2 separate regions of the Mus musculus genome follow, and region 2 is linked to region 1. Evidence: chromatin contacts called from ENCODE POLR2A ChIA-PET data. All regions are on one chromosome and are shown on one strand. Each heading gives the region's core, a stretch centred on a gene start or an enhancer-like site at or near the end of the contact. The rest is flanking DNA. Distances are from core to core; before and after follow the strand shown. Region 1 holds the start of Slc25a44 (solute carrier family 25, member 44). Region 2 holds the start of Smg5 (Smg-5 homolog, nonsense mediated mRNA decay factor (C. elegans)).

Evidence for each region. ChIA-PET counts read pairs that join two places held with the same protein, here RNA polymerase II (POLR2A).
Region 2: POLR2A ChIA-PET joins it to region 1 with 24 read pairs in embryonic stem cell. The contact joins the promoter of Smg5 here to the promoter of Slc25a44 in region 1. POLR2A ChIA-PET finds 5 or more read pairs at or near these places in 5 of 5 experiments (Patski and embryonic stem cell).

What each region holds. Positions count from the first base shown.
Region 1 is chr3:88,421,985-88,427,046 of GRCm38, forward strand. It overlaps Slc25a44 (solute carrier family 25, member 44), which reads right to left and starts at 3,157. Exons shown (of 4, transcript NM_178696.5): 1 at 2,744-3,157. The coding sequence starts at 2,787. Gm33513 (a long non-coding RNA gene) reads left to right here and starts at 3,096. Exons shown (of 3, transcript XR_375819.2): 1 at 3,096-3,185.
Region 2 is chr3:88,333,992-88,338,483 of GRCm38, forward strand. It overlaps Smg5 (Smg-5 homolog, nonsense mediated mRNA decay factor (C. elegans)), which reads left to right and starts at 2,269. Exons shown (of 22, transcript NM_178246.3): 1 at 2,269-2,506. The coding sequence starts at 2,433. Tmem79 (transmembrane protein 79) reads right to left here and starts at 442. Exons shown (of 4, transcript NM_024246.5): 1 at 391-442.

The DNA.
Region 1 (5,062 bases), core at 1,907-4,406:
GCAAACCATAAAACAACAACAAAAATACTTCGGGGAAGGGAGCAAATTGAGGATTCTAACGGTCAACCGTGGCCAGCCCAGTGCCATGCAGCCACACAGCAGGGAAGGCGAGATAAGCCAAGAGCTCTACTCCACGTGCCTTCTGTGCCAAGTGAGCCAAACATCTCAGTGCAATTCTCTCTGTTTAAATTAAAACTAACTCCTCCCATGGGAGGCAGTGTAAACACCCTAGAAACTGCCAGTTCTCTCAGCTTTATCCCAGAAGCCAAGACTGCCTGCCTTCTCTTTCTTAGTGTTCCTGTGGAGTGACTGAGCTTATTGGCTGAGCAGGCATGGTGTCATCGCAAGACAAACACACAGCAGGGCTCAAGCAGGGGCCTCCTGCTGGGCATGCACTAACTGCATGCTAGGCAGGGCAGAAGGGCAGAGCGATGAGGCACTCTGTTCTAAGGCCTGGTTACCTGGGCACCTTCTTAACCTGTCCCGCTGAATCACCCACTACTAGCATCTCTGATGAGCAATCCTGAGGCAGAGCTCACTACTCCAGTTCCCCTTTCTCCGACCCAGAAGGAAGCCAGGATTTCCCAAGGCCCGTCTGTCATCCTACAATGTCATAGTAACAGGAGGAGCCACTAAAGGTCATGACCCAATCAATAAGGCACCATATTAGAAGGCTGAGAGGGCACTATACCCTTGGATTAGGGGAAATTTCTCCCTGAAAGTGGGATCTCAGCTTGCTCCAATGTCCTATAGCCTCCAGATGCCCTGCTGAAATATCAGTTTTTGTTTCATCTGCTGGAAAACTCTCTTTTTAGAAATATGAATGCAATCATTCCTCAGCCTTCTTTTCTCCTGGTTCAGCCAGTCCATCTTCCTTCTGGCCCTTTGTCTGACCTTATTTGTGGTACTGGACTCCAATTCTGGATTTTCTGTTCATGGGGCTAGGGTTGTAGCTTAGTTGACAGAGTGACTGCCTAGCATGTACCCAGTCCTAAATTTAATTCCCACCATGGCACGACAACAACAATGATATGGTGACCCAGGCCTATAGTCCTAGCATTTGGGAGGTGGAAGATCACAAGTCTCTAGTCATCTTTGACTATGGCAAGTTCAAGACCACCCAGGGTTACAAGAAATCCTGCTTTAAAAAACAACAGAGGGGCTGGAGAGATGGCTCAGCAGTTAAGAGCACTGACTGCTCTTCCAAAGGTCCTGAGTTCAAATCCCAGTAACCACATGGTGGCTCACAACCATCTGTAATGAGATCTGATGCCCTCTTCTGGAATGTCTGAAGACAGCTATAGAGTATTTACATATAACAAATAAATAAATCTTCAACAACAACAACAGAGTTGGGCAGTGATGGTGCACGCCTTTAATCCCAGCACTCGGGAGGCAGAGGCAGGCGGAATTCTGAGTTCGAGGCCAGCCTGGTCTACAGAGTGAGTTCCAGGACAGTCAAGGCTACACAGAGAAACCCTATCTCAAAAAAAACCAAAACAAACAAACAAAAAACCCCAACCAAACCAACAACCAAAGCATTGTTTGTGAATCACTAAGTGCCTTCTGTACATCCCATCAGATCGCCCAGACCAGGGAGCGTTTTATGCTTGAAGTTATCAAATGAAATGGAAAGTAGACTAGCTCAAATATGCACGTGTTACAACTCTCCTCACATAAGCAAAACTCAGAACTACTCTCTTGCTTTGCTTTGCTGCCTTTGCTGCTGTTTTGTTGTTTGTTTGGTATGAGTTTCAAGTGGCCCAAACTGGCCTTGAACTTCTGAGCCTCTTATCTGCAATTCCTAAATGCTGGGATTATAGATGTGAGCCACGATAACACTTGCCGGGTTTATTCTGAGCTGTGTGCTATGCGCATTCTACCAACTGAGCTAGATCTTTGGCCCTTGGAGTTAACAACTGTGGAAGGATTTTGCTAACAGTAAAGTATTTCCCTTACTGCACAAGGTTCTACTGAGCAGGGTTACTCCAAGTCCTCACCAGCCATCTGGTCCACAGATGGCATGGACAATATAGTTGTCTATATAAGAGCAGACCTAGGTGTGGTAGCACAGGTCTATCACACTAGCCCAAGGGGGCTGAGGCAAGAGAAACAGGAGTTTAAGGTCAGCCTGGTTTACACAGTAAAACCTGTCTTGGGGGTCAGAGGGGACTCAGGCCATACTGTAAACCTGCTGATAAGAAACAACACTCTAACATCTCTAGATAATATATGGATTGTAAAATGTGAGAAGCATTGCTTTACTTATTCCAGCTTGTCAGTTTTATAAGAACTATAACTATTCTCAGATTCCAGCATCATTAGAACCAGGTTAGGAGTCCTCTGATTCCATCCTTGGTAGTGGACACAATGATGATTAACTGGTCCATTCCAATCAGCCACTCCCACCACATCGGGTCAACTCCTGACCAGACACCAGGCTGCCATTCTCAGACAAAACAGATACTTCCCAGCACCCTCTTTTCTTTCTCTCTGCCACTTCAGGTTCTGCATTCTGGGAGCTGTCACCCACATAAACGCGAATTAACTGTCCCGCTAGCTATTCATTGCCCTTCACTAGGTCCTGACTATGTCGCCTCCCAATCTAAGCCTCCTCCCTCCGGCATGGTGAGGTTCCACCTAGTCTTCATTGGTCTTCAATAGATTTCCACGTGATCCTCCATCACACACACCACATGACAATCCCCTCCACACACTCCACGTGACACCCTCCTTTATGCACCTTCTGTCAGGCTCTTGCACGGCCAATTCAGAGTCCCCGGGCATACCCCTCGTCAGGCTTCTCTAGCTGTCAGTCTCTCATGCTCCTCGGCCAGGACGAGATGCCTCGGGGGACTTGCCTTTCGTTGCCAAAACTGCAGAGCGGCTTCCCATGGCGATGCAGCCCCGCAGAACAGACAGATATCCACTGCCTCCTCGACAGGTTGAACCTTAGGTACCTCTGATCCTTCAAGACACCTAAGCACCGTGGTCGCTTTCCTTCTCAGACCCCAGCGCTTTAGCCGCGTCTGAGACTGGGACTCCTAGACCGCAGCCCCCGCGCTATCCTCCAGTCCCAGCGACAGCCAGACTCGGTTCGCATCTTCCTCCATCTCCACTGGGATCCCGGTATTGCCGGAACCGGAAACTGAGATGCTGTCATTCCCTCCCACTGTGAAGCAGCGGTAATTCCACCAATGGCATTATCAGCCTTTGAGCCTCCCTCTAGAAGCGCCTCTTCGGCCATCTTGGATTAGGGAACTAGCCCCGCCTCCTTTAGCTTCTATATGCCCTCAAGCCAACCACGCAAACGAGTCCTGCTAGGGGACTTCGTAATTGGCTGACACTTAAACCCAGAGGCAGAGGACTCTGCTCCCTCTCTCCCTCCCTCCCTCCCTCCCTCCCTCCCTTTCTCTTTCTTTTTCTTCTTTACTTCTCTCTCTCTCTCTCTCTCTCCTTTTTTTTGTTTTACTTTCATTTCTTTTTGGGAAAAGTCTTGCTACCAAGACCTGGGGGGCGTCCAACTCATTAATTCCCCTGTCTCAGATTTCCAAGTGCTAAGATTGCAGACCTGCTCCTCCACTCCTGGTTTCTGGGACTCTTCTTGACAATACAGTGAAGTCACCTTTTGCTTAAAGATCTAGTGGAATCTTTATATTCAAACCTAAATTTTAGAATTCGAATTTTAAGTAGAGAGGAGGGGAAATCTAATCTTTAGTTTTTCCGTAGCTTTTTCTCATATTTGGAGCCCAAACAGTAGAGGTAAAGGAAGGCACGATAAGGTAGCTAATTTTCAGATATAGTAACTCAATTTGGATAAACAGCGGTGACACCAGCTGTGGGTCTGGTTTTACACATATATATATTTTTAAAAGGTGTTTGTTTGTTCTATACTTTCAGTCTATGCTGGTAAGATTTTGTTTTGCCGGGCGTGGTGGCACACGCCTTTAATCTTAGTACTTGGGAGGTAGAGGCAGGCAGATTTCTGAGTTCGAGGCCAGCCTGGTCTACAGAGTGAGTTCCAGGACAGCCAGGAATACACAGAGAAACCTGTCTCAAACCCCCAACTCCCGCCCCCCAAAAAAGATTTTGTTGTTTTGTTTTTGTCAGCTTGATGTTGGCTAGATTCATCTGGGAAGAGGAAATGTAAATCGAGTAATTGCTTTCAGTGGACTGATTTGTTAGCATTTTATTGGTTAATGACTGATGTGGAAAGGCCCAGCCCAGTGTGGGCTGTGCTACCCTTGAGCAATCTGAATGTGAACCCAAGGAGAAAGCACTATATACTCTCTCTTAGTCTCTGTGTCAGTTTCTGCCTCTGGGTTCCTGCCCTGCCTTGCCTTTATTATGAACTGTAACCTGTAAGGTTAAATTAATCCAGGTTGGGTGTGATTGCACAAGCCTTTAGTTCCAGAACATCGGAGGCTAGGCAGAAGGATCCCTGTGAGTTCAAAGCCAGCGTGATCTACATAGTGAGTTCCAGGACCTACATGAATATATAAAGAGACTGTTTCAAAAAAAAAAACCAAAAAAACAAAAAAGATCAAAGAAAAGATAGAATAAATCCTTTGTCAAATTGTTTTTGGTCGTGTTGTTTATCACAGTAATGGAAAGCAAACTAGGACACAATCTGTCTTTTTTTTTTTTCAACTATACTGATACATAAAAACAAAGTTTGAATGTAGTAATTAATGGGTACCAGGTGATTTTGTTTTGAGACAAGGTCTCACATTGTAGCCCAAGCTATTCTGAAACTTACCATGGTCCTAGGGTAACTTCAGATTTATAGCAGTGGTTCTACCTCACCATGGCATGTTCTGGGATTACAGGCTTGAGACATCGTGATGGCCTCTGAACATTCATTTCTTTCTGGGGGCTTGGGGGAAAACTCAGAGTCCCTTCTAGCTTTGGGGAAACGTGGAGAGCTTTGGGGCTGCCTTCTAGAAATTTGGCAGGAATTTGACATTGGCTAGGACGAGGATGTGGGCTCAAGTTCTTGATCATCTTGATAAGTCCCTGAATACCACCAGAATTGTTTGTTCCTTGACCTAGAGTTGACCTT
Region 2 (4,492 bases), core at 1,019-3,518, 89 kb before region 1:
GGCTTTGGAATGGGAGGCTGAGGTGTCTAGGACTAGGCGGAGTTTCTCTACAGCCAAGGGTCACCCTATAGATAGAGAAATTGGCCCTTCCCCCTTCCTTCCACCTGCCCTTTGACCTGCAGGTCCCTCCAGGAACTCGACACCAGATCTCGGTTCCTCAGTCTCCATTCCAGGAGTCGGTCATTTTCTGAACTCTCCCATTGCCAGTCTCACCCGATTCAGCTGGGCTGGGCTCCACTCAGACTCCCAGCTCTAGTGTGGCCGTTCCCAAGCCTTCCTCTTGTTTCCTCCCCTGCCACCCTCCAGCTCACAGCTTCTGGATTGGGCTCCCTTCGTTCACCTCTTGGGCCCCTCCTACCCCTGCCCTTTGGATCCATGATACCCTCTTACTTTCCATCTGCAAAGAGGCGGAGGATCTCCGGAAAGGAGCTGCCTAGCTCCTGGCTGGCTCTGCAAGTATTTCCCAGTTTCCCTCCCTTGCCTGTGTCTCCAAACCTGTCTGACCAGAGCGGGTGGGGCCCAGATTAAAGGCGCAGGCCCTGCCCTACAGAATCTGCCTACTGGAAGGACTCTACAGGAGGACGTCATCCTTTTTGAAAGTAAGGGTGCAGCTGGGCACAGAGGTGTGGACTTAATGTATTCTGGGATCTGTAAGAGCTTCCAGCTCAGGGAAGCATCAGGGTATAAAAGTGGGTTTGTGTATCAAAGGGTGCTCAGAGTAAATTGGCTAAAAGATGACACTGCAAGTTTGTTCATCCAGTAAATGTTTATTGGGTATCTATTATTAATGAGGCGCTATTTCTGTGGTGGTACAAGCCTTTAATCCCAGCACATGAGGCAGAGGCAGGCAGATTTCTGAGTCTGAAGCCAGGCTGGTCCAGCAGCCAGAGTTATGTAGAGACTCTCTCTCTCTCTCTCTCTCTCTCTCTCACACACACACACACACACACACACACACACACACTCCAACAAACAAAAAAAGTGCTAGTCTAGGCACATGTACAGAAAAGAACAAAGTGACAAGGTTTCTAGCTGTTCAGGTAACCAACATTAAAGTTCACACCAAATCAGTAGTAGAATTTCAGTAGTGAGAGCCTCTTTAGGGTGACTGAAGCTGAAACCCAGTGGAAGTTCCCTGTAGAGGAACAGCGCAGCCAACAGATGGAAAAAGACTTGAGGCAGTTTGAGGAATAGAAAGGAGACTTGGTGGCTGGAGCCAGGAGCATAGTGGTATATACATTGCCATTATAATGTGGAGAGAGAGAGAGAGAGAGAACCCCAAAGATCCGCCTTATAGTTAGGAAAACAATAGGGCTGACAAGATGGCTCACCAAGCCTGACTACCTGAGTCTGATTCCCCAGAGAACCACACTTTTAAAAGAAAACTGACTCTCCCAAGTTCTCTGGCCACGTGTATGTTGTATGCATGCACCCACAAAATATAAATAAATAACTCTCTCGGGAAGAATTCCTTTAAAAAACAAGCAACTTCAGGAGCCACCCCTCAGGCGCGCTGGGATTTTGGCAGCTGACTTGACCTTGTGCATGCCGATCTCCACAACCTCCGGATCTTAAAATCTTTTCGCTGCCCCTCTTCTGCAACGATGTCTGATTCAATGATAGCTGGCCCATTCGTTTTATTATTTTATGCACTTTGGCGTTTTGCCTCTAAACATGTCTGTATGAGGGTTTCGGACCCCCTGGAGCTGGAGTTTCAGATGGTTGTGAGCTGCCATGTGGGTAGTCACTTCTCCAGCACCTAGCTGTCCCATGGCGAGCTTTGCACTCTACGGTCTCTTTTCTTTTCCCCTGGAAACTTAATTTTTTTAAATTCATTTTATTTTGGGGGCTAGGGAGCGTGACACGGAGCTCGCGTGTGAAGTTCAGGCCAACCTGCTGGAGTCAATTCACCTTATACCATGCGGGCTCCAGGGGTCGGGCTCAGGTTGGCCGCAAGCGCCTTTAGCCGCTGAGTCATCTCGCCAGCGCGCTCTTTTTAAACTTGAGACAGGGTCTCTGCACGTAGCAGGGTGGGAACTCGCTGCAGGTTGCCTCGGCTGCCGACGAGCTAGGCGGATGAGCCTGCGCTAGAACGCTCAGTTTCTCTACATCTGTGGCAATAAAGTGTCCCCCGAGGACTTAAGCCCAGCAGAAGCCATGCCACCCACAACCAGCTCGGTTGACTTCCCGGAGAGAGAAGGCAATTTTTCGCGAGACTTGGTGGGTTGGTCGCCGGTCCGCGGCTTGGCGGCAGCTATCGCGAGATTTGATAGGTGGAGGAGGAGCCATCTCAGGCAGCCGCCTCACAGCGATGGCGGCCGAGCAGGGCCGGCGGCAGTGGCGGCTGCGGGTACAGCTGGAGACGGCAGTGGAGGCGCCAGTGGTGGGTGGCGGGGGCCTGTGACCAGGAGGTGCCCTCGGGCCCAGGCACCATGAGCCAAGGCCCTCCTCCAGGGGAGAGCAGCGAACCCGAGGCAAAGGTCCTCCACACCAAGCGGCTTTACCGGTGAGAGGGCCAGGGTGTGTGTGTGCAGCCGCGGCGGGGAAGCGGGGCCGGCGAGGGGCGGGGCCTGCGGCTGGCGGGCGGGCCGGGCGAGGGCGGGGGTGCAGCGGGGTGCGGGCGGGCGTCCCGGGAGGAGCTGAGAAGCAGTGGGTGGGTGGGTGGGTGGGAGGTTTGAAGCGAGTGCAGGAACCCCTGCCGCGGTGAGCCTAGCGTGACGCGGGGCTTTGCGGAGTTGGAGAGAGCCGGTGGGAATTGGGGGCAGCTGAGGATGGGGGTCACGGGTGGAGAAGACCCGAAAGGGACTGGTGCTCAGAACCCTACCGGGCACCTGTGGTTTACTGGAAACAGCCATTGACTGACGTCCTCCAAACCAGGTTCATGTCCTTCATTTGCCCCTCTCGCTATGTGACCTTGGGCCTCAGTTTCTTCCTTAAAAGGAAGGATTTGAGCCGGGCGTGGTGGCGCACGCCTTTAATCCCAGCACTCAAGAGGCAGAGGCAGGTGGATCTCTGAGTTCTGGGCCAGCCTGGTCTACAGAGTGAGTTCCAGGACAGCCAGGGCTACACAGAGAAACCCTGTCTCGAAAAACAAACAAACAAAAAACAGAATTTGATTGATGGCTCATCCCTGGCTGCTCTTCCCGAGGTTCCTGGTTCGATTCCCAGCACCCATATAGCAGCTCATTAACTGTAACTATGGGATCTGACACTCGCACAGACATACGTGTAGGCAAAACACCAGTGCACAAAAATTAAAGGTAAATCTTTTAAGAAAGAAATTTCAAATTTTATATACATATATAGGTTTGATTTGAATACACTATGAAATCCATTATGGCTTACATTTTGTGGACTCTTGAGTTGGAATAAAGACTAGAAAGGCTAATTATTTTGTTGACTAGGAAGGAGGACTTTGGGTTCATCGGTGCAGGCACCCTGTGACTCAGTTCTTCCTTAGGATCTCATGTCCACAGAGTGTAGGTAAAACGTAGATCGCAGAGCTGAGTCATGGGAAGATGAAGAGTGGAGACCACGCTGACTGTTCTGCCTTCTAGTAGGAGGTGGAGCTCCAGCTTCCGTCTTACCTCAGGCCCTGCTGAATGGAGGCTGCCATGAGAAAACCCAGAGCTGCTTGATTCATGTGCTCTGCCTCTTCTGGCCTTGTAAGCTAGGAGGCGAAAGGGAATGTAGGCCTGTTTGGAAATAGGAAGTTGATGCCACGGCTTCCATCCCACCAAGGGGCCCCAAGCAGTGATCCCCAGGCCGAGGAGTTCTCCAGAAATGGCTTGTGTAACCAGTCATGCCTCGAAGTGCTGAGCAGCCTGTCAGACACAGCGTGGGCAGTGTCTTCGATATTCCTTGCTTGTCTCCAGCCTGGGGAATGGCTCTGGACAATCTTCTGACTGTGTCAGGCCAGCTTTCTCAATTTCTCACACCTTCCTTTCTCAGGACTGACAGGTTGAGCTGGTGTGTGACAGGTTGCTTGCAGTATGTGACTTGTATGTATGTATGTGGGTATGTGTGTGTGTGTGTGGGGGGGGGGTTATCTGTGACTGTGTTGGTTTTGAGCAGGGTAAACAACTGAGGCAGCCAGTTTTGTTATGTTTGTGTTTGGTGTGTGTACATGCATGTGTGTGTGTGTGTGTGTGTGTGTGTGTGTGTAAGGCACTGGTGATGACATTCTGACTTTTGATAAATGTGTTAGTCTGTGGAGCTGTCATTGAGTTTCAGAAAATTGGAAAAACTCCTGAAGCTAGCAATCTACAAATAGAGCATTTTGATTTCTTTTAAGGCTATCCAAAGAAAAAGAAGGAAGAAAGGGGTTGCTGGGGAATCTATAAACACCACTGAATTTATTAGGTTTATTAACTCTGTACTTATTTTAGAAATATTTGTACGACTTTGATTTGAGACAAGACTAATTTTTGTGGTTTTTCAAAGGGAGATTATAGTTTTGTTTGTTTCTTGAGCCCTGGCTGTTCTGGAGCTC